2 separate regions of the Homo sapiens genome follow, and region 2 is linked to region 1. Evidence: chromatin contacts called from ENCODE Hi-C or POLR2A ChIA-PET data. All regions are on one chromosome and are shown on one strand. The core of a region is the stretch at or near the end of the contact, and the rest is flanking DNA. Distances in the headings are between cores, read along the strand shown.

Evidence for each region. A loop is a pair of places that touch in the nucleus more often than their neighbours do. ChIA-PET counts read pairs that join two places held with the same protein, here RNA polymerase II (POLR2A). Pooled maps may share reads with other maps.
Region 2: a loop to region 1 is called in a pooled map, with 2.5 times the contacts of the local background. The contact joins the enhancer-like site here to the promoter of OGDH in region 1. A Hi-C loop is called at or near these places in 1 of 50 pooled maps. POLR2A ChIA-PET finds 5 or more read pairs at or near these places in 2 of 52 experiments (WTC11 and activated B cell).

What each region holds. Positions count from the first base shown.
Region 1 is chr7:44,603,951-44,610,940 of GRCh38, reverse strand. It overlaps OGDH (oxoglutarate dehydrogenase), which reads right to left and starts at 4,314. Exons shown (of 23, transcript NM_002541.4): 1 at 4,288-4,314. RefSeq lists enhancers at 3,325-3,664, 3,340-3,903, 4,155-4,754 and a silencer at 3,885-4,114.
Region 2 is chr7:44,428,391-44,434,843 of GRCh38, reverse strand. All of the region lies in intron 2 of NUDCD3 (NudC domain containing 3), which reads left to right. Among named protein-coding and RNA genes, the nearest start is that of NUDCD3, 59 kb to the left of the region's middle. Within about 2 kb of position 3,648, at least 4 of the 41 ENCODE cell types and tissues checked have a DNase peak (open chromatin) inside an H3K27ac peak, as active enhancers do.

The DNA of each region.
Region 1 (6,990 bases), core at 3,065-5,564:
TTTGCAAAAGACCCCGTTAAGAAGATGAAAAGGGGCTGAGCGCGGTGGCTCACGCCTGTAATCCCAGCACTTTGGGAGGCCAAGGGGGTGTCGATCACGAGGTCAGGAGATCCAGACCATCCTGGCTAACACAGTAAAAGCCCGTCTCTACTAAAAATACAAAAGAATTAGCCGGGCGTGGTGGCACGCGGCTGTAGTCCCAGCTACTTGGGAGGCTGAGAAAGGCTTGAACCGGGGAGGTGGAGGTTGCAGTGAGCCAAGATTGCACCACTGCACTCCAGCCTGGGCAACAGAGCAAGACTCCGTCTCAAACAAACAAACAAACAAAAAGATGAAAAGGGCTAGGAGCAGTGGCTCACGCCTGTAATCCCAGCACTCTGGGAGGCTGAGGTGGACAGATCGCGAGGTCAGGAGTTCGAGACCAGCCTGACCAACACGGTGAAACCCCGTCTCTACTAAAAATACAAAAATTAGCCAGGTGTGGTGGCAAGCGCCTGTAATCCCAGCTACTCAGGAGGCTGAGGCGGAAGAATCGCTTGAACCTGGGAGGCAGAGGTTGTAGAGATTACGCCACTGCACTCCAGCCTGGGGGACAGAACGAGACTCCATCTCAAAAACAAAACAAACAAACAAACAAAAAAAAAACCAAGATGAAAAGACATGCTGCTGACTAGGAGAAAATATCTGCAAACTACATATCCAACAAAGCAGTGGTATCTAGAATACATTAGGAATTCTCAAAGCTCAACAGTTAACAAAAACCGAACAATCTAATTACGAAATGAACAAAAGATATGAACAGACATTTCACCCGAGAGTATACAGGGGCCAGGCATGGTGGCTCATGCCTGAAATCCTAGCCTTTGGGAGGCTAAGACAGGAGGATCACTTGATCCCAGGAGTTCAAGACCAGCCTGGGCAACATAGCAAGATCCCATCTCTTCCAAAAAAAGAGAGAATAGACAGATGGCAAATAAGCACATGAAAAGATGTTCAACATCATTAGCCATCAGAAAAATGCAAATTACAACCACAAAGAGACATTACTACACATTTATTGGAATGGCTATAATAAAAAAAGTAACATCACCAAATGCTGGCAAGTATGTGGAGAAACAAGACCATACAGTGCCGGTGGGAATGTAAAATAGTACAATCACTCTGGAAAACAGTTTGGCTATTTGTTTAATAACTAAGCACGCACTACGACTTAGTGATTGTATTCCTGGGCATTTATCTTGGAGAAATGTCAATTTATGTTCAAATAAAAATCTGTACATGAAGGTTTGTAGCAGCTTTATTTGTAATAGCCAAAGAATGGAAACAGTAAAGATGTCTTTTAATGGATGAATAAACCAAATGTGGTACATCCATAGCCCAATAGCCCGGCTTCAATAAAAAGGAATGAAGTACCTTTTTTTTTTTTTTTTTGAGACAGGGTCTCACTCTGTCACTCATGCTGGAGTGCAGTGGCGCGATCTCGGCTCACCGCAGCCACCACAGCCTAGGCTCAAGCGATCCTCCCACCTCAGCTTCCTGAGTAGCTGGGATTACAGGAACACACCACTGCGCCTGGCTAATTTTTTTTTTTTTTTTTTTTTGTAGAGACGAGGTCTCACTATGTTCCTCAGACTCGAACTCCTGGGGCTCAAGCGATCTGCCTGCCTCAGCCTCCCAAAGTTGCTAGGATTACAGGCGTAAGCCACTGCGCCTGGCCAAGGAATGAACTACCCATAACACGCAACAACCTGGATGATTCTCCAGGGAATTAAGCTGACTGGAAAAAACCAATCCCAAAAGGCTCTATGAATCCTTTTATTTGGCATTCTTGACATGCCAAAATTAGGGAAATGAAGAACAGATTAGTGGTTACCAGGAGTTGAAGGACTGGGAATGGGAGGAATGTGGGTGTGGCTATAAAAAAGCAATGGAAGGGATCCTTGTGATGACGGGAATATTCTGTATCTTGAATTTTATTAATGTCAATATCTGGCTGTGATATTTACTATAGTTTTGCACAATGTTAGAGAAGTGGGAAAGGAACACAGGATCTCTCTGTACTATTTATTATGACTGCATAGAATAAATTTTTATGTACAATTTCTTAAAATTTTACTGTTTTCAAAATGAATTTCTCAATAATTTGTACAATGATCTCAAAAATTACCTAAAAATCTAAAAAGTAGATGATACTGTAGTTTTTTCTTTCCTTTTTTTTTTGAGATGGAGTCTTGCTCTGTCGCTCAGGCTGTAGTGCCGTGGCGCCATCTCGACTCGCTGCAACCTCTGCCTCCTGCGTTCAAGCGATTCTCCTGCCTCAGCCTCCTGCTGAGGCTGGAGGAGCTCAGCCTGTAGCTGAGACTACAGGCCCACGCCACCATGCCCTGCTAACTTTTGTATTTTTAGTAGAGACAGGGTTTCACCATGTTGGCCAGGCTGGTCTCAAACTCCCAACCTCAGGGGATCCACCCACCTCGGCCTCCCAAAGTGCTAGGATTACAGGCGTGAGCCACTGCGCCCGGCCTTTTTTTTTGAGACAGGATCTCACTGTGTCACCCAGGCTAGAGTGCAGTGGGGCAATAATGGCTCACTGCAGCTTGGACCTCCCTGGCTCATGCCATCCTCCCGCCTCAGCCTCCTGAGTAGTTGCGACTACAAGTATATGTGGTATATGCCACCATATCCGGATAATTTTATTTTTTGTAGACGCCGGGTATCACTTTGGTTGCTCAGGCTGGTCTCCTTGAACTGAGCTCAAGGGATCTTCCTTTCACACTCCCAAAGTGTGGGGATTACAAACGTGAGCCACCACGACTGGCCGAAATTGTGCACGTCAAATGGGTGAATCGTATGGTATGTGAATTTTATCTCAATAAAGATGTTATTTAAAGGGAAAAAGTAACTGAAATGTGAAAAGTGCGCTTAAAAAAAATAATGAGGGGCCGGGCGCAGTGGCTCACGCCTGTAATCCCAGCACTTTGGGGGCCGAGGCGGGCGGATCACCTGAGGTCAGGAGTTCGAGAATAGCCTGGCCAAGGTGGTGAAAACCCGTCTCTACTAAAAATACAAAAATTAGCCGGGCGTGATGGCGCGTGCCTGTAATATCAGCTACTTGGGAGGCTGAGGCAGGAGAATCACTTGAACCCAGGAAGGCAGAGGTTGCAGTGAGCCGAGATCGCGCCACAGCACTCCAGCCTGGGCGACAGAGACTCCATCTCAAACAAGACAACAACAACAAAAAATGAGCATACAGTGATCTTTATTCAACTTCCCAAGATCCAGTCCTCAGCTAATTTACAAAACTACAATAGTGTTACATACTCTCCTAGGTCTACACGGCAAAGTACAGTTTGACTGTTGCAACTAGTGCTGCCTTACAAAAAAAGGCTTTATCCCATGCCACCCATCCTAAACCCAGCTGTTCAGAGCAGTGTACCTGGAAATCAGCCTCAAAGTACGGACTGCAAGACAAGGCACAAGGAAACCCTAACACGAAGTCCTATGTTCTGGGCAAAGGGATGGGGATGGCAGGTGGGACGCACCCAGGTCAGGGCGAGGGCGCGGCAAGTTTTCTATTAAATCTCAGTAGATTACAACTCATATCCAATGTCTGATATATTTTCGAGGGAAAATGGTGCTTGAAAGATGTTTCTACGAGAAATAAGCTTCATCTCGGTCAATCTGTTCGACCCAACTTCTGGCAGCAGGTGTGGGGGCGGCGCCAAGGTCTGCGCGGTAATCCAAACAGGCAGTCCCACCCAGGGCCACCCCAAAGCCAGATGCTCCGACGCAACTCGAGCAGGCCACACTGTCTTTCGGACAAAGCGACGCGGTCCTCACAGGCGGGAAGGAGAGTGCGTCCCGGTCGGGAAGGACGCCGTCGGAGAGCGGCCTAACCACGTGACGCCCGCGGCGACCTTGGGGGTCACCCCTGCGGACGCACCGCCCTCTCCCTCACATCCGCCGCCGCGCCCGCCCCCCGCTCGCCCACCGCCAATGGCGCGTCGCTCCGCGCCCCGCGCGACCTCGGAGCCCGCCCGTACCCGCCAATCTCCGCCCGCCGGGCAGGCCCCGCGGCTCCATTGGCTGCCACGGCCATCCATCAGGTCCCGTCCCTCCTACCACCCTCCGTGAGCCCCACTCCATCCAGCTCCACTCCCCTGTCACCGCGGCGCCCGCAGCACCAAGGGCGCGGCGGCCTCCCCCTTTACCGCGATCTCCAACCCCGGGCCGCCAAGCGCCGCGACACCCGGCACTGGGACGGGCGCGGCGACAGCGCACGGTTACCTGTCTCCGGCTCAGCTCCACCCGAATGAGGCGCCGACACCCCACTCCGGGGCTCCAAACTCTCGGCCCCGCCCCGGCGTATGGCGTCAACACGTAGCCCTCCCCTGGAGAAGAATGCCCTCCCCTCTTACAGAGGACCGATTCGTGACGTCACAGAGCCGCGCCGGGCGTCACAGCGCCGACTGCGCAGTTGCAGAAGCCAGGGCCAGCTGGAGCCCAGCTGTTTGCTCCGCTAGAGAGATGAGGTTGTCTATGGACTTCCAGCGGCTTCTGCTATCATAAATAATTTCTGAAAGTAAGATATCTCTAGCGCCTGGTAGGAACCTATCAAGAGATAGTTGGGTTGATGTGAAACTTAGCGCACAAAAATAAACAATTTGAATAACAGAATCTCCGTTTTTGAGATTGTCCTGGGTCAGGCTTTGTGACAAGCGCTTCACCGGCGCTATTGTGTAACAATCTGTGAGACAGGTGTTCCTATCCCCGGTCTACAAATGACAGTTGGCAGTGCTGGGATCTTGCCCGGGATCTTGCCTGGGTTTTCTTGACTTTAGAGCTACCTATCAAAGATAAAACGTGGCTAATTAACCTGTCACAACCTGTTGATTGTAAGATGTTCCCTATTTTAAAGTATTAAAATTTGGGGAAAGGCCGGGCGCGGTGGCTCACGCCTGTAATCCCAGTACTTTGGGAGGCCGAAGCGGGCGGATCACTTGAGGTCAGGAGTTCGAGACCAGCTTGACCAACATGGGGAAACCCCGTCTCTACTAAAAATACAAAAATTAGCTGGGCGTGGTGGCGATCCCAGCTACTCGGGAGGCTGAGGCAGGAGAGTCGCTAGAACCCGGGAGACGGAGGTTGCGGTGTGCCGAGATCGTGCCATTGCACTCCAGCCTGGGCAACAAGAGCGAAAATCCGTCTCAAAAAACAAACAAAAAAAGGGGGCGTATAAGTGCTTATTATAGAACAAAGTTAGGGTAATGTATGTGACAAGGATCTAGAGACTGGAAGAGGTGAAGAGACCAAGGAACAAACTTCTGTATTCTTTTTTCCTTTTTTTTTTTTAAATAAATTACGGTAAAAATGTATGTACTAAACATTTGCAGCTGGGTGCAGTGGCTCACGCTTGTAATCCCAGCACTTCGGGAGGTGGAGGCGGGAGGATCGCTTGAGCTCAGGAGTTCCAGATCAGCCTGGGGAACAGAGCAAGATCTCATTTCTACTAAAAAATCAAGAAAATTAGCCAGGTGTAGTGGCACTCACCTGTAGTCTCAGCTAATTGGGAGGCTGAGGCAGGAGGATCTCTTGAGCCTGAGAGATTGAGGCTGCAGTGAGCTATGATTGTACCACTGCACTCCAGCCTGGGCCAGAGAGCAAGATACTGTCTTTTTTTTTTTAATGCCATTTTAACCATTTTTAGGTGTATAACTCAGTGGCATTAATTACATTCACAATATTATGCAACCGTCACCACTCAATTTCCAAAACTTTTTCATCACCTGAAACAGCAACTCTGTAACCATTAAGCAATAACTTCCTATTTCCCCTTCTCCTCCTGTCCTTCTCTCCTTTGGTAACCTCTATTATACGGTCTCTATACATTTGATTACTCAATTACTTTATGTGGGTGAAATCATAATGTATATGTCCTTTTGTGTCCACCTTATTTCATTGAGCATGAGGTTGTCAAGGTTTATCTGTGTTGTAGCATGGGTCAGAACTTCATTTCTTTTTTTTTTTTTTGAGACAGGATCTCCCTCGGTTTCAGGCTGGAGGGCAGTGGTGCCATCTCAGCTCACTGCAATCTCTGCCACCCAGGTTCAAGTGATTCTGATGCCTCAGCCTCCCAAGTAGCTGGGACTACTGGCACGCTCCACCATGCCTGGCTAATATTTTTTTCTTTTTCTTTCTTTCTTTTTTTATTTTTGAGATGGTGTTTCGTTCTTGTTGCCCAGGCTGGAGTGCAGTGGTGTCATCTCGGCTCACTGCAACCTCTGCCTTGTAGATTCAAGCAATTCTCCTGCCTCAGCCTCTCAAGTAGCTGGGATTATAAGCGCCCGCCACTACGCCCAGCTTATTTTGTATTTTTAGTAGCGATGGGGTTTCACCATGTTGGCCAGGCTGGTCTTGAACTCTTGACCTCAAGTGATCCACCCACCTCGACCTCCCAAAGTGCTGGGATTACAGGCATGAGCCCCCATGCCTGGCCAGAACTTCATTTCTTTTTATGGCTGAATAATATTCCATTGTATGTATATACCACATTTTGTTTATTTATTCATCTATTGATGGACACTTGGTTATTTCTGCTTTTTTGCTGTTTTGAATAATGTTGCAATGAACATTGGCTTATAAATGTTTGAGCCCATTGTGGTACCAAGCAGTGGGCTCACTGCTAGATGCACATAGAAGCCAATACTATGTCATCACCTTTTGAGAAAAGGCTTTATCGTAAGGTCGACCAGCAGGGAAACCAGAGGCAATACTCAAATTTGTCTCCCCAAGATGGAATCTGGGGGCAGGTTTTATAGGCAGAAGGCAACTATGAGGGAGATGGGAAAATACAACAAGGTGTGATCTGTTTGGGTCATGCAAAGGGGCAATGCTGGATCTTTGGCTTTTAAGTTCATATTGCAGCAAAACAAGGCGCCCCATGCTTCCTAATTTGGTGTCCATTCCTCCATTTGAGTGGTTAAGTCCTGC
Region 2 (6,453 bases), core at 2,399-4,898, 180 kb after region 1:
CAGGAGACCAAGGCACAGAGAGGCTGAGTGACCTAGTCACCGTTACCTGGTTGCTGTGCGGGGAAGCTGGGCTTGACCTCAGGTTGGACACCACGGACACACAGAGCATTCAGGGAAACTGCTTGACTGCTAGGGGACTGGCTTGGAGACATTGATTTGTAGGACATACTTGAGACCAGAGCCCGTGGCCTGGGGTGGCTGCTTGCTGCATTGGCATCAAACCTTTTGTGTGTCTGGCTGAGGTGGCAGGGTATCCACAGTTGGCCTGATATTGCGGGGCGGGGGGGTCACATCCCTGCTAGTAAAGAAGCATGAACTTAGAAATAATGCATCCACAACAATGAAAGGAGCCTGGCGGGTAGGGGAACCTCAGTGAGAGCTGGGCAGCAGGCAGGGAGGCACCACCCTCTAGACAGACGAATCTGGCAAGAGTTGCAGGAAGGCTGGTTAGTGTGAGGTGCTTGTCTGTGTGGAAGCCTGGGAGTAGTGACTGGCTCCAGCCTGTCCCTTTGTAAGTGAAAAGGTTGAAGGCTGCAGAGGCCAAGACCAAGGCCCAGGCTACGTCTGGGTTGCTGGCGTTGGGGCAGACCTGGCAGCTGGGGGCCCAGGGCTGGGGTCCAGGCATCGAGTCATTTTTGAGCACTGAAATCAGCATGAGTGGACGAGCTCTCAGGAGTGAACACTCCTAGGAAGATAAAACCGAGAAGTAGGAAGTGGGCCTGGCAGACCATGAGTTTTAGGCTTCAGAAGCAGGGCAGTGGGCCTCAAGGATGGGTCATTTTTATAATAATGCTTATTTTGTAAAGCTTTGAAAATGAAGAAACCCAGAAGAAAATTCACCGTATTTCCATCAGGTGGAAGAAATCTTGAGTTGAGATTGAGCATAGGCAGAGAAGAGTTGACAGATGAGGAGGAGGATTCATTTGTGGGAGCAGGAGGAAAAAGGGAGGAAGGAGTCATGACGACTCAATCATGGGCTACCTCGAGTGCCTTGCTGAGGCCCTGGCCTTGTCTCCTGGGCCGTGGGGAGCCATATGAGGTTGTTGAGAATAATGTAATCACAGTGGCATGTGAAGAAACTGAGAAGAGACGCAGCCATGGCTGCCATCCAGGTGTGGGATGTGCCAGGTCAGTGAGATGAGAAGAAAATTGATAAGAGACAGGTGAGAATTTCAAGGGAGGGAGTGAGCCATGTCTGCTGGTTGCCTCATACCCATGGCACGTACATCACACACATATATACTGCGTGCCCATACTATACCTTATGCACGCATATGCACACTGTGTGCATACATGCATACCACACACATGCACATAGCACACACACACTGCATGCCCACATGCACCACACACACATTGCATGCACATGTGCACCACACACATACACCACACACACAAACTGCACACACAGTACATGTGCCCACATGCACATGCAGGTACACATGCACCAGCCGCATGCATGTGGCACACACACATTGTATGCACACACGTACCCCACACACACATATAGTGCACACATACTTTTACCACACAGTGCACTGCACACATGCCACACACATGTACTATACACACACACACACATGTTGGCCTAGTCCATTTGGGCTACTATAACAAAATAGCATAGCCTGGGTAGCTTCTGTGAGAAATTTACTTCTCACAGTTCTGGATGTTGGAAGTCCAAGATCAAGGCACCAGAAGATTCAGTGTCTGGGGAGGCCCTGCTTCCTGATTCATGGACCTCTGTTTTCTTGTGGTGTCCTCCCATAGTGGAAGGGATGAGGAAGCTCTTTGAGGCCTCCATGTAAGGGCACTAATCCCACTCAGAGCCTCCACCCTCATGACCTAATCACCTTCTAAAGGCCTTACCTCCTACTGCCATCACCTTCGGGGTTAGGATTTCAAGATACACGTTTTAGGGGAACACAAACATTTCAGACCCTAGCACATATATGTACATTGCACCCAGATGTTGTGGGACCTCTCCTGAGGGGACAGTGAGGTCAACAGGTGGTGAGGTGTGATGACAGCTCTTACACCTGGGATAATGGAAGGAGATGAGGGTGACAGGGATGTTGTCATCTTTGCACAGAGTAGTGGCTTTTGCGCAATGTAGTTAAGGGCAATGTAGTTAAGAGTGTGAACATTTAAAGGGTAGACAGGATTGATTGCAAGAGACATGAAAGAACAGCTGTATTTGGGGTGGTGGAGAGGGGGTTGACAAACCGGGCCTCAATCACTGAGCCCCAGGGGGCGGGAAGTGGGGAGCAGCAAGCTTGACATTTCTGTGCAAACACCTCCGCTTTGGAATCACTGGCTGTGACTTGGGGAGCCAAACCTTGCCTTTAGTCAGGCAGTCAGTGCCTATCATAGGCATTCTCTCTCTGGAGAAGAGCTTGAGGTCAGCCCTTGTCTCATTGAATTATAAATCTATTATAGGTTTGGGGCTCTAGCTTCCTAGACAAAACTCTTCAGGTTAGGTCTTTGACCTCCTTTTACTCTTCATTTTACATACTTGCCACTAGCTTTTTGAAAATCAGAATTGTCTGATCCTGTTTTGTTTTAGAGACAGGGTCTCATTCTGTCATCTAGGCTGGAGTGCAGTGGTACAATCATAGTTCATTATAACCTTAAACGCCTGGGCTCAAGCTATTCTCCCACCTCAACCCTCCGAGTAGCCAGCACTACAGGTGTGTGCCACTATGTGTGGCTAATTTTAAAATTTTTTGTAGAGATGGGTCTTCCTACGTTGCCCAGACTGGTCTCAAACTCCTGGCCTCAAGTAATCCTCCTGTTTTGGCCTCCCAAATCGCTGAGATTGATTGCAAGTGTGAGCCTAGCCTAATCCTGTGGTTTTTAAAAACAAATGGAAGGAGGCTGGGCACGGTGGCCCACGCACGTAATCCCAGCACTATGGGAGGCTGAGGCAGGCAGATCACTTCAGGTCAGGATTTCGAGACCAGCCCGGCCAACATGGTGAAACCCTATCTCTACTAAAATATAAAAATTAGCTGGGAGTGGTGGTGCGCACCTGTAATCCCAGCTACTCTGGAGATTGAGGCAGGAGAATCATGTGAACTTGGGAGGTGAAGGTTGCAGTGAGCCGAGATCGTGGCACTGCACTCCAGCCTGGGTGACAGAGTGAGACTCCGTCTCAAAAAAAAAAAAAAAAAAAAAAGGAAGGAGAGAGGACCTTTTTGTTTCTAGTGGCAGCACTCAAACAGGCAGATTGGGTAGGTCAGTTTCCTGACCATGAGTCTCAGGAACCCGGTCAGAAACCTCACCTACTCAGGAACTGCTTGTCTGCATGACAGTGACTCCTGGTGGCAGTGCTGCTAGCTCTCCCTGTGCAGGTGACCCTGGTGCCTGGCTTGCCACACTCAGGAGCGCCTAGGCCTGCAGTCTGCCAGGAAGGGTCTGGCCTATCCCCAAGGAGACAGAGGGCCCTGCTACCCACAGCACCCAACAGAGCCTGTTCTGTGTTTTTCCTTTAACACATTTAGAACCTTGTTATCCCAGCTCATCAGGAGTGGGAGCTGCAGGGAGACCTACTCCATAATCTTCAACCTGACTGCTGACTCACTTTCCTACTCCCACCCTTGGTGCTGAAGCATGGATGCTCCCTCCCCTGCCTCCTACCATGTGCCCAGGCCTGCAGCTGCAGGGGTGACCAACAGTGGCACAGTGGGGGCCAGAGACACCTGCACTTGACAGGATGCTTATTTTTACATACTGTTGGCTGGAAATAATCAACCTTATTTAAATAGAATGTGCATTCAGAGCACTATAAAAAGCACCCAACAACTTGCAAGGGCTGTTTTAGGAGTGATTCTCCTGCTTCCTTTGGAGGGAATCTGCAGGTTCCATGCAAGAGGAGCCAGGCCAGGGCTACTGAGGACACGGCAGGAGGATGGGGTTAGGCAGGTTCTGTGTGATCAGAGCCCTTTCCAAAAGCATACAGCTTTACTGCAGCGTGTAGTGGCAAGGGTGTCAGATGTCCCCCCTCACTCGAAGGCAGAGACTGACAGCCTTTTGCCCTGGAGGAGGCAGAACCCATGTGGGCATCACTGGTGGTATAGGCCAAGTGACTGCACTGTTGCTGGCGGCAGCGTCCCCAAGGATATCCCCCGGCATTATACTCATTCTCCTTTCTTGAGAGAGCCGTTTCTTTTTCCCAACTTTTGAGGAGTCTTCATGTTTACTCCCTGATCTCTGCCAAGTGCTGGGGCCATGTTGGTCTTTTGTGTGTGTGTGTGTGTGTGTGTGTGTGTGTGTGAGTGTGTGTGTGTGTGGGTATTTTATTTATATATTTTCACAATTTTGACTTTTTTCAAATGGTAATGTATGTACAAAAGTGTCAATGAAGAGAAGTCTCCAGTTTCCAGCCATAAAGGTAGCTGCTGCTACCCTATTGTTCTTTTGGAGATATTCTCTGCATGTTTAAGCATATTTATGTCAGATATGAGTCTTAAAGCTGCTGTCAGTGCTCACCTAGAAGGATCCTGTGGAAACTTGGGGTCTGGGTGAGTCCCCCTCTCTGTGTCTGACTCCTTCGTACCCTGCTCCAAGGGTCAGGCTAGTGCTGCTGCCGTGGCCGTGGGACCGCACCTGGGTACAGGGGCTGCAGGGTGCATCACTGTCTCCTGTTAGCATTTTTTAAAGAGAACCATTTTTCTCTTGGCTATAAAAATGTCTACATATTCTAGGGAGTTTGGATAATACCTAGGTACAAAGAAGAAAGATTCCTGTTACTCTACTATCAGAGATAACCACAAAAATTTAATGTGCTTCCTTTCAGTCTTTTTCATATATATGTGCACACTTGTGTGTATATTATATATTTCTTCTTAGAAATTAAAGTCATACCATACTTAAAAGTAATAATACCCACTTTTCAGTTTTATGGTATATTGAAAGCTTTCTTCATATTACTAAATAGTCTTTGAAAATATGTTTATTGGTTGCATCTAAATCTTTCTTTTGCTGTCCATTTTCAACCTATTGAGCATTCTTTAGTTTCCTTCCCCCCACCCTCTTTTCTCATGTCATTCAGTCAGGAATCCTATGTAACTCCTGGTTTCTGTATGTCATCTCTCTGTCCCACAGTGGCCCGCCTGTGTGAGTAGTTTAAGGCTAACATCTCTTCCGATTGGTTAGTGCCTAGTCCTGCCAATATTCAGTGCTGAATTTTGAATATCACCTCTGATTGAAATTAGTTTCCTTAGCCACTGTGTTTGCTCAGGCTACCACAATAACGTACCACAAAATGGCCGGCTTAAACGAAAAATGTTGATTCTTCACAGTTCCTAGAGGGGAAGTCTGAGATCAAGGTGTCAGCAGGGCCATGTTCCCTCTGAAGGTCTTAGGGGAAGATCTTCCCTCTCCTCTTCCAGCTTTAGGTGGTGGCCTGCGGTCCTTGACGTTTTTTGGCCTATAGGCACATCACCCCATTGTCTCCACATGGCCTTCACGTCATCTCTCCAAAGTCCCCCTTTTAAGGACATCAGTCATAGTGGATTAGGGCCCACCCTAATGACCTTGTTGTAACTGCATCACCTGTGTAAAGACCCTGTTTTTATTAAGGTCACATTCTGAGGTCCTGGGGATTAAGATTCCAACATAGCGTTTTAGGGGACCCAATTCAGTTCTTAACAGCCACTATTGCCCAGCCCAGAGGACTCAGGCCGTGGTGGAGGCCCAGCTTCATGCATAGACAGTGTGCAGGGCATACCCACAGTAGGTAAATATGTTCTTGTCTTAGAACTCTGGCCAGAGAAAGCCTGCCCTCTTGAACCACCCCTTCCCAATCCTTGTCTTGTATGTGCATCTATATAGATGTAGATACATGTAGTTTTGTGTTTTCCTGTGTGAACCAGATCATAGTGCACACATTGTTTACAAGCCCATGGGGCCGTCTCCCTGCCAGGTTTTGTCTGCTAATCTCTGAGCAGGCCCTGGAGAAGTTGACTGAGATGCACCTACTGTTGGAATGTTCTGTGTTCATAGCTGCTGCCTTCTCCATGACTAGGCTTTTGTCTGTAATTTAGATCTTCAGTTCACTATAATGGACTTGTGAGTCTAAACTTACATAATGTTTATATTATTAGCATTGTTACATTTTATGGAAAATATTATATTTTATTTTTAACATCAGCTTCTTCTTGGTAGGCCTATCTGTATTTAGTGCTGTGTTTATAACAGGCCTATACAATAAGATTTGCTTGATTGAGTTTTTTAGGCTGTCTCATTAAACATACTGCTTATGTCTTAACAATGATGCATACAATTTTAATGCAGTCCTTTTAGCTGTGATTTATTTACTATGAAAAAATAGAGGCTAGGGGTTGGATTAGGATTGAAGTTTAGCAGCTGCAGGATGAAGTGGTTTTGCCTTTTTTTTTTTTGAGCAGAGTTTTGCTCTTGTTGCCCAGGCTGGAGTGCAATGGTGTGATCTTG